2 separate regions of the Homo sapiens genome follow, and region 2 is linked to region 1. Evidence: chromatin contacts called from ENCODE Hi-C or POLR2A ChIA-PET data. All regions are on one chromosome and are shown on one strand. The core of a region is the stretch at or near the end of the contact, and the rest is flanking DNA. Distances in the headings are between cores, read along the strand shown.

The links. A loop is a pair of places that touch in the nucleus more often than their neighbours do. ChIA-PET counts read pairs that join two places held with the same protein, here RNA polymerase II (POLR2A). Pooled maps may share reads with other maps.
Region 2: a map of natural killer cell shows a loop between it and region 1 (8-fold over the local background). The contact joins two enhancer-like sites. A Hi-C loop is called at or near these places in 2 of 168 maps with a recorded cell type or tissue (natural killer cell and transverse colon), 1 of 37 single-sample maps with no recorded cell type and 5 of 50 pooled maps. POLR2A ChIA-PET finds 5 or more read pairs at or near these places in 1 of 52 experiments (activated CD4-positive, alpha-beta memory T cell).

The regions. Positions count from the first base shown.
Region 1 is chrX:71,990,459-71,994,730 of GRCh38, reverse strand. The region is part of intron 1 of NHSL2 (NHS like 2); the gene reads right to left. Among named protein-coding and RNA genes, the nearest start is that of NHSL2, 82 kb to the right of the region's middle. Within about 2 kb of position 1,855, at least 3 of the 41 ENCODE cell types and tissues checked have a DNase peak (open chromatin) inside an H3K27ac peak, as active enhancers do; they include natural killer cell, where a contact is called at or near this core.
Region 2 is chrX:72,100,120-72,104,391 of GRCh38, reverse strand. The region is part of intron 1 of NHSL2 (NHS like 2); the gene reads right to left. Among named protein-coding and RNA genes, the nearest start is that of RTL5, 30 kb to the left of the region's middle. RefSeq lists a silencer at 3,156-3,275. Within about 2 kb of position 2,516, at least 7 of the 41 ENCODE cell types and tissues checked have a DNase peak (open chromatin) inside an H3K27ac peak, as active enhancers do; they include natural killer cell, where a contact is called at or near this core.

The DNA.
Region 1 (4,272 bases), core at 606-3,105:
GAGATCAGACTCATCACTCCCCAGCTCCAAACCCACAGGTGGCTCCCCATTGCCTTCAGAGGACAAAAAGCCAAGATCCACAGCCACTTACAGCATCTCATTCCTTTTTTTAAACTTTGATTTTAGGTTCAGGGGTACATGTGCAGGTATGCAGGTAAACTGCATGCCTCAGGGGTTTGAGGTATAGATTATTTTGTCCTCATTCCTTAAACACTAGTCACATAGGGCAACACACTGGGGCGTGAACATGCCATTGGTATCCATAACTCCAGGGGTCTGCTCAGGGGCTCCCTGCGCCAGTAAGGCCCTGCCTCCTCTTCAGCTTGATTTACTCATTTTGTTCCTCCAGCACCTGGCTGAGCCATCTCCTTTTCACCCGAAGCCTACCTTCCTCAACTTTTACACACACACACACACACACACACACACACAGAGGGAGCCTCCCTCAGGGATCTCTCAGTCTGTCTGCCCTCCCATCTTTCCTCCAATCAGGCTGGTTGCTTCTCGAGGGCAGGGGTTATTTCTTATTTGTTCATCTCTGTAACCCCAGCACTACCTTTGCCAGAGTAGTCAATAGAGGTTTATTGAATGAATGAATGAATATACTAATATGTTACAATAGATACTAAGGGATCAGAGAGAGGAGAAGCATTTGTTTGGCCTAAGGAGAGGGTCAGAGAAAGTGGCTCAGAGATGCCATTGGAGCTAGATGTGGAAGACCAAGAAAGAGTTCACCAGGCCAAAAGAATTCTCAGTGATGTACAACTAAATTTTGCTTTTCACATTTGATACAAACTGGCAGCCAGAAGGCTGAATGTGGCTTGCAGATGCTTTTGGTTTGGCCATATATTTTTTTTTTTTTTGGTTTTGGCCTGCATAGTGTTTTCAAAAGTAATGTAAAAAGACAGGCATTATGGTTGGTCACACCGTGACTTGTCTTACACTTGGCCGACTCTCACCCTTATGGTACCTGCTGGGAGGCAGGTGGGGAGTGTAGCCCTGCGTGCATTTGATTTGCCTCCTCTGGCCAGGGAACCCCAGTGCCTTCTCACTGCTCAAAAGTCCTGCTGCTAAAGACGGAGCATCCTTGGCTCATTCAGACAGAGCCTCCATACCATGCCAGGCCTGGCCAGCTGGTTAGTAGCTATGGGGATGACAACCCAAATGCCCACCACCTACAGGACCATCATGTCTACCTCAGACCCTCCAGGGTACTCAAGAGCTCTCCTTGTGATGGTGGAAGTGGGTGGAGAGGCTGGGCAGTGTGCAGACAGCAGCTGCAGACCAGGCCAGGGCTTGGCTTACCTTGACCCCCAGTTACTCAAAAGATAGAGAACAGCAACCCCAGAATCCCCTCCATGGCTCCCATCTCAGTAGGCGATTGCATTTTAGCAGGAAGCCTCACTGTGTGATGATAAGGCCTTTCGCTGAACATAAGGCTCAGGTATGGGTCTTCAACCAAGGGCTATGCAGGAAAAGCTGGGCTTCCAGGCCACTGGGGGTAGCTGAGTGTGCCAGAAACGGCACAAGTCAATGTGTGGGCTTCCACGGCTTCCAGCTGGAATACTGCAGGCCAGTTAGAGGTGGAATAAAAGCCTTCAGACACCAGCAACTACTGCCAGAGACACAGGCCCAGCTGGCTATGTGGAAATGAAGGTGAGAAAAGTTCCCGCCCCTCCCATCTAGCTGACACTGGGGCTCTCTGGCTTTGTGGCCCATACTTGTTCCTGTCGCTGCCAGAGCACCCTGGTTTCAAGCTACACGGAACAAATCCACACACTACAGCTACAGCCAGGTCCCTCAGTGCTGTCACAAACATGTACATAACACACAGCACACCCACAGTCATACCAACACCACATCATGTCCCGCTGTGTTCACGGTCTTCAGTCCCAGCCACAGCCTAGCCCAACCCAGCCCAGCTCTAATGCCCTTCAGCGACTGTGCTGTCTTACAGCCCCACAAGCGGGTGTACCCACTTCCCCTGGCAGCCGCAATGATCTTAAGTGTCTCACTTAACGCCTTGCTGACATAAGTTAGTGGCAGTCATGCAAAGAAAACCAAAAACAGAAAGAAACAAAACAAAAAACCCTAAAATTGCTTCTCCAGGGCTTTGAAATGTGTTCCATAAAGTTTCTTTGGAAAGTTTGCTTTATCCATTCTATTTGACTTTGACAAACAGTACTAGGGCTTTGTCTCCCTGAGTTCCTAAGCAGCAGAGCAGGAAAGGGCAGAAACAGGGAGACAAAGATACATAGTCAATCTTTTTCCCCCAGGAAGCTCCCTGCAGTTGTTCTGGACACATGAAACAGCTTAGTCAGAAACAGTCTTTCTTCTCCCCTTTTCCTTCCTCACCTCCCCACCCCACCCACTATCTCAGATGCCTACAACTGCTACATACAGGTGGATATGTTATTATGTGTCCCTAACTGAATAGCCCCTCTACGCCCTCCACACTGATTTTGGGGACACCCAGGCTCTACATACACCCAGTGACTGCAGCCATTTGGCTCCACAGGTCATCAGTGCTTCCACTTTGACCCAGTGCCTGACTATGCCCAGTGATGGGCACATACACCCACACCAGCCCTCTCTGCCCACCTCCCAGTACCTTTCACCCAGATGCTGCCCAAATGTGTGGGACTCAGTTGCTGTCCAGACTACGCAAGTGCCTTCCAGCAGCTGCTGTGTTTGTCTAGCATCTCCCAGTGAGCTGTGCCTTGCCTGCCTGTGGCCAGGCAGATCTGCAACTCATGTGGCCCTTGGGCCTGGCTAATGCAAAGGAACCCAGTGATGAGAATGCCTCCTTGATCTTCCCTGCCCTCTGTGCGTATCTCTATGGAGTCTTAGTGCAAACTAGGCCACTGACAGCCAAAGACAGAGAGAGAGAGAGAGAGAGAGAGAGAGAGAGAAAGAGAAAGACACACAGAGAGACATAGAGAGACAGAGAGAGAGAAATGCTTCTAGCACACACCCCTCATTCAGCACTTTGTTCTGGAAAGGACTGGGCTAGGCAACTTGGGCTAAATTCACACTTTGTGCCTGCAACCAGTGCCCTCTGTATAGGCCCAGCTGGCTGCCAATAGGCACGCTGTGCTTGGTCCTTTCTAGTCTATAAATGGGCACCACTTGTGCTGGGCTATGTAAAGACAATTATTTTCAATGGAATAAAATCTCCCTCTGCAGCTGACTGCCAAAGTCAGAAATACTAACGGCATATTCCACTGTTCTTTGGTGGCCTGTTTTGGGAAGGCAAAGTTAGTCTGGCCTGACTGCTGTATATTAGATGACACTGGGAATCACTTAAGCAAAGCACTTGCAATTTTCATTTCAAAGCAGGTCAAACAGAGAATTCCAGCCACGCCAGAGTTGAAAGGTGAGTAAACACCACCTAATCCAAGAGTCACAAATGTAAATGCCTTTAGGCACCAAGCAGCTAATGAAAATAAGGGAGGTGGGGAGGTGTAAGAAAATGGGAGAAGAGTGGGGAACCACAGCACACACGCTTTCCAGAAAGGCATTCAAAATCACGTTAATGTGCCAACCAACAAAACATGTTTGCAGGCCCTTTGGGCCCAAGAGCTGCAAGTTTGAGACACCTGTTGAAGACACGAAGCCCAGAAAGAGGAAGGGACTTATTCAAGGTCACCCAACTGGTCAGTGACAGAGGACCCTGCACAACTATTTGGCAAAATGAGTCTTGTGATGGCTTAACCACGCTCATTCTTTCATTCCTTCACTCCCTCAGCAAACAGGTCCTGACTCCCAATGTCCTAGACACTCTCCTGTCCTGTCACAGCCCCAGTAGTTAGCCAGGCTTGTTCTTCATCTTCAAGAAGTTCTCAGTCCAGTAGGGAAGTGGCAAGAACAGAGCTTGGAAATAGAAATAGAGAGCAGGTAGAATGGGGTCTCGAAAACCAGGCTGAGGCATTTGGATTTTATGCTGGAAGCAGCAGAGAAGCCTTGGGGAAGTCTGAGCAGGCCTTGGAAAGCTGTTCTGCAGGAAGATTCATCTAGCAGTGTTGACAAGATGGATTGGGGCCAGGCCAGTGTTGTGGGAGGTGTAACTGGAGGCACAGAAAGTAGTAGGCCTGAGGTGATGAGGTTGGAGGTCACTAACAAGAAAGGAGAAAGGGTGAATGTGTAAGACCCTGCAAATCAACAGTGTGAGCGGGGTGGTCTTGGGTATGGGTGTGTGTGTGTGTAGAAGGGGTGGCCCACGGGTGAAGGAGAAGGGTTGTTATGAGGCAAGGAGATGGTAGAATGAAGATG
Region 2 (4,272 bases), core at 1,267-3,766, 110 kb before region 1:
CTTGGAATGTTTCTACAAGCACAAAATAAAATACATAGGATTACAAAGGAAGTCAATTGCATTTAAAGTTATCTATATATGTCTTAAAATTTGCAACATAGTAATATGCATTTCGTTATTAACACATTAAGTAACATGAGCTAGTGGCGGGTCCAGTGACTGCCATGATTTTGAAGTAGTCGTGAATGGGACAGTAATTTAAGGCACCTGCAGCAGCAGTAATGAGATATAAAAACATCTGTGGCTCCTGTTCGAGACAAAGTCACAGGCTAATGCCACTGTGATGTGTGGCCTGTGTTCATAATGGAAGGAAAGCTAACTTTCAATTACAGGTTAATGAAGACAAAGTTATAATTTTTTTCTCATTTAAGTAAATGAACTCCTGGTCAAGCACTTCTGTGCTATGGGGAGTCCACATTGTAGCTCAAATTGGATATTCACACTTCCCTGAATGAATGTCACGCATCCCACATCCATCCTGGCTGATGCTGGAAACTGGTACTCGGGCACTGGGTCAAGTCGGCCTCACTCTCCACATGGACCTTCTGCCACAGGCTGGCCAGGGCTTGGGGCTAAGAGCTGTGCAGAGCACTGCCTGCCCATGGGCAGCCCTGGGAGGGTATCTTCTCTGGCTTTTCTCCTCTCAAGTCCCAGGCCCTGTCTGAGTGAATTTACATGTTTCTGATGGCCCAACCAAGATTACCCAGTCAGTTGGCTCATGGGGTAGTGCACAGCCATCAAGCTAGTTGTAGAGCATCTAGTTGAAGATGCCTTCACCAAGGTGCCATTTGGAGCTGTGAAGAGGCCACTACTCTGCTTGGATCCTTCTCCTGAACCTTGGACCTGGGACTCATCCAGCTCTACTCTTACCTTGCTACCAGATTCTAAATGTTCTGCAATGCATGGGACTGTCCTGTACAATGAAGAATTGTCTTACCCACAAGGGCCATGATGCCCTCGGTGAGAAACACTGCTTAGGAAGTTTATAACTGTTTGTTTAGTGCTTCAGTAGTCCTTGGCCTGGGGTGCCAGCAACGGAGGCAGAGCAAATCTGTGGGCACTTCTCTGGACTCTTCCCAGTCCCCTCTGGCCTGAAATCCCAGTGACCTTTACATCTAGGATTGGGATTGAGGGAGCGATGCATAATATGGTGAGAACCTTCCCCCACTCCCTCCACTGTGGCCACTGCAGCTATCAGTTCCAAATCCAAGCTTTCCCAGGCGTGGGACTTTGCTAGGTCAAGAGGAGCTACCTGGGCTTGATAGCTGCCACTAGGGAGGGAAAAGTTGGCAAGAAGCTGTTTTTAGTTTCCTCCAGATGTCTGCTGGCCTAGGACCCTTTGGCTCTGTCCCCCGGGAAGGAATGTTTGTCCTAGGCAGCCTCTGCTTTGCTACTGGAGCTAGGGAGTGGGTACTCCCATCTGGGGCAAGAGAATGTGCCAACTCCTACTGTGCTTTTGCGGGTTAATCATTTCCAGGTAGGAGCTGTCACGAGTCACCCTGGTGTTCACCTCCATTGCTTTCCATGAACCAGTCTAGTTTCCTAAAAATACCTGCTCCCTATTTCCCAGGCCAAAATGCTCCAGGAAATGCCTGCAGCCCACGATTGTCAGATAAGTGGCTTCTTCTGTTAGTTTGACCTGTATTCTGATGAAAGGGATTACTAATACTGCAAGAAACAATATTCTGTGACTTACAAATTATATCTGTTAAGAATAATGAATACTTATATAGGGCTATTTATTATACTTTATAGTTTATAAAGGCTACTTTATATATTAGGTTGAACCATACAAATTTGCTGGCATTTAAATGCTTTGGACAGTTTCATAGGATTCAACCTAACACATTTTCTCATTTATTCCTCACCATAATGCTGGGTAGGTATTTTTAGCCCCATTTTACAGAGTAGAGTACTAAATCTTAAGAGTGGTGAAATGACTTTTGACTAAGATTATATATACAGGAAATAGCAGGGTTGAGACTTGAACTAAGTCTGTCTGATGCCAACTCTCATGCTCTTGGTTCTCGAGGTAGGATGATTCAGCCTGGAAGACCACTGCAAGGCTTCGAGACTCCTAGACTACCCTCAGGAATCCCCTGGCTGGTTTCTCTTGTCACCTTTTCTTAGTGGGAGAGATCAGCAGGTGCATAGATGCCTGCAAATAGAAGGTTCTAAAGTGATGAGGTGACAAGTTCTAGTTTTAAGGCTTTGGGAGCCCTGAGGAGGTACAACAAAGACAATATCCAAAGCATGTTAATTCACCCATGCATTTATCCGTCCAAGAGAATGCTACTGGGTAGCTCCCATGCACGTGACAGGCTCTGCACTAGGTGCTAAGTTAGTGCAGAGCCTAGGCTGCCAACATTCAGGGAAGAGGCTTAATCAGCAGGGCTTCTACGCTTTGGCCAGCCTCAGGAGGGGGCTGAAGCAGTAGAGGCTGGGGTGAGATCACCATGTGCATGGGACTTAGATTTCCTGTGACACTGCTCTGTCTTCCTAGCCCAGGCATGATTTGGGAGGCCACAGCTTGTGTGACCAAGCAGAAAGAAGCTGGGCTGTTGCCTGGTGCTTCAGGAGTCTGATACCACTGAGAGTTTCTAGGCTGCAGGGCTGGAGGAGGCAGCAGTAGGAAGGGAAAAGGAATGCTGGTGTTCCACTCCTCGGCCTGGTAATGGGGAAGCTGGCAGGTGGGGCCGATGAAAAAGAGCTCCCTCCCAGGCAGCCACAGGAGGAAATTCCTTTCTCCTGTGCCTAGCTGCTCTGAACCCTCGGCTCCACCATGGGGTTGGGTCTTGTAGCTGGCCAGCTTGGGGAGAAAAGGCTGGGGGAGGGCTCGTTTAGAACTTAGGCAGTGGGCATGCGACCGCCACCTTTGTTTGGGGACAGCATGTTGTCCCGTGGGAGATAATCACATTTCTCAGCTTCCTGTCAATCCAGGGGCCGAGCACCCAAGCCTGCTGTGGAGTCCAAATGCTTCCCAAACCTGGCCTGACTCAGGCCAGGGCAAAACTGGCTGCTCCACCTGTCCCCAGTGCTCTCCAGCCACCTGCCTCCTCCCATTCTGCCGACACCCACCCAGACACCAAACCCCGAGCTCAAACCCTGATGCGAGTCTTCTTGCAGGATGCAATTGAGCCCATGCTTACCATTCCAGGCTCTAAGCTGTGCCGCCATGGCTGTCACCACTGCCGCCCAGGAGCACAGTGGCTCTGGGGCCACAGAGTTAAGATCTCACAGTTGAGTAAGCCACAATGTGGGTTCTTCACACCACACCCTCCCCAACCACAGTGGTAGGGATTTCCTCAGAGCCCCGTTGCCACACACTCTGCTTTTGAAAAAAAAAAAAAAAAGGAAACAGGCATTGGGTTTTGAGTGTGATGAGACGCTGTGAACAGAGATGCCTCTGAAAGCAAAGAAAGGGGAACCTGTGACAGACCTCAGATAATCACCTCGTGAGCACTCAGGCTCTTTCTATATCTCTGTGGCCATGCTACGGCTTGTGGAAAGGCCAGGGCCATTTGTACAGCAATATGCCACATAATGGCATGTAAGTTAACACAGCAGTCCCCAACCTTTTTGGCACTAGGGACTGGTTTTGTGGAAGACAATTTCTCCACGGACTTGGGTGGGGGCATGGATTCAGGATGAAACTGTTCCACCTCAGATCATCAGGCATTAGTTAGATTCTTATAAGGAGCAAGTAATTGAGATCCCTCACATGCACAGCTCACAGTAGGGTTCCTGCTCCTATGAGAATCTAATGCCGCTGCTGATCTGACAGGAGGTGGAGCTCAGGCGGTAATGCTCGCCCGCCTGCCACTCACCTCCTGCTGTGTGACCCAGTTCTTAACAGGTCATGGACTGGTACGGGTCCATGGCCCAGGGGTTGAGGACCCCTGCTTAATGGACTGCATATATGACAACTGCATATATGACAGTGGCCCCATTAGATGATACCATAGTTTTGCTCTATCTTTTCTAGGTTTAGTTATGTTTAGATACACAGATAAGTACCATCGTGTTACAACTGCCTGTAGTATTCAGCACAGTCACGTGCTGTATGGGTTTGTAGCCTTGGAGCCATAGGCTGTACCATATAGCCTAGGTGTGCAGCAGGCTACACTATCTAGGTCTGTGTAAGTACACTCTATGATGTTTGCACAATGAGGAAATCACCTAATGACGCATTTCTCTCGTAGCGTATCCCCATTGTGAAGCGAGGCCTGACTGTACTTGGCTCGGCTGTTCTGGTCTGCACTCAACCAGCAT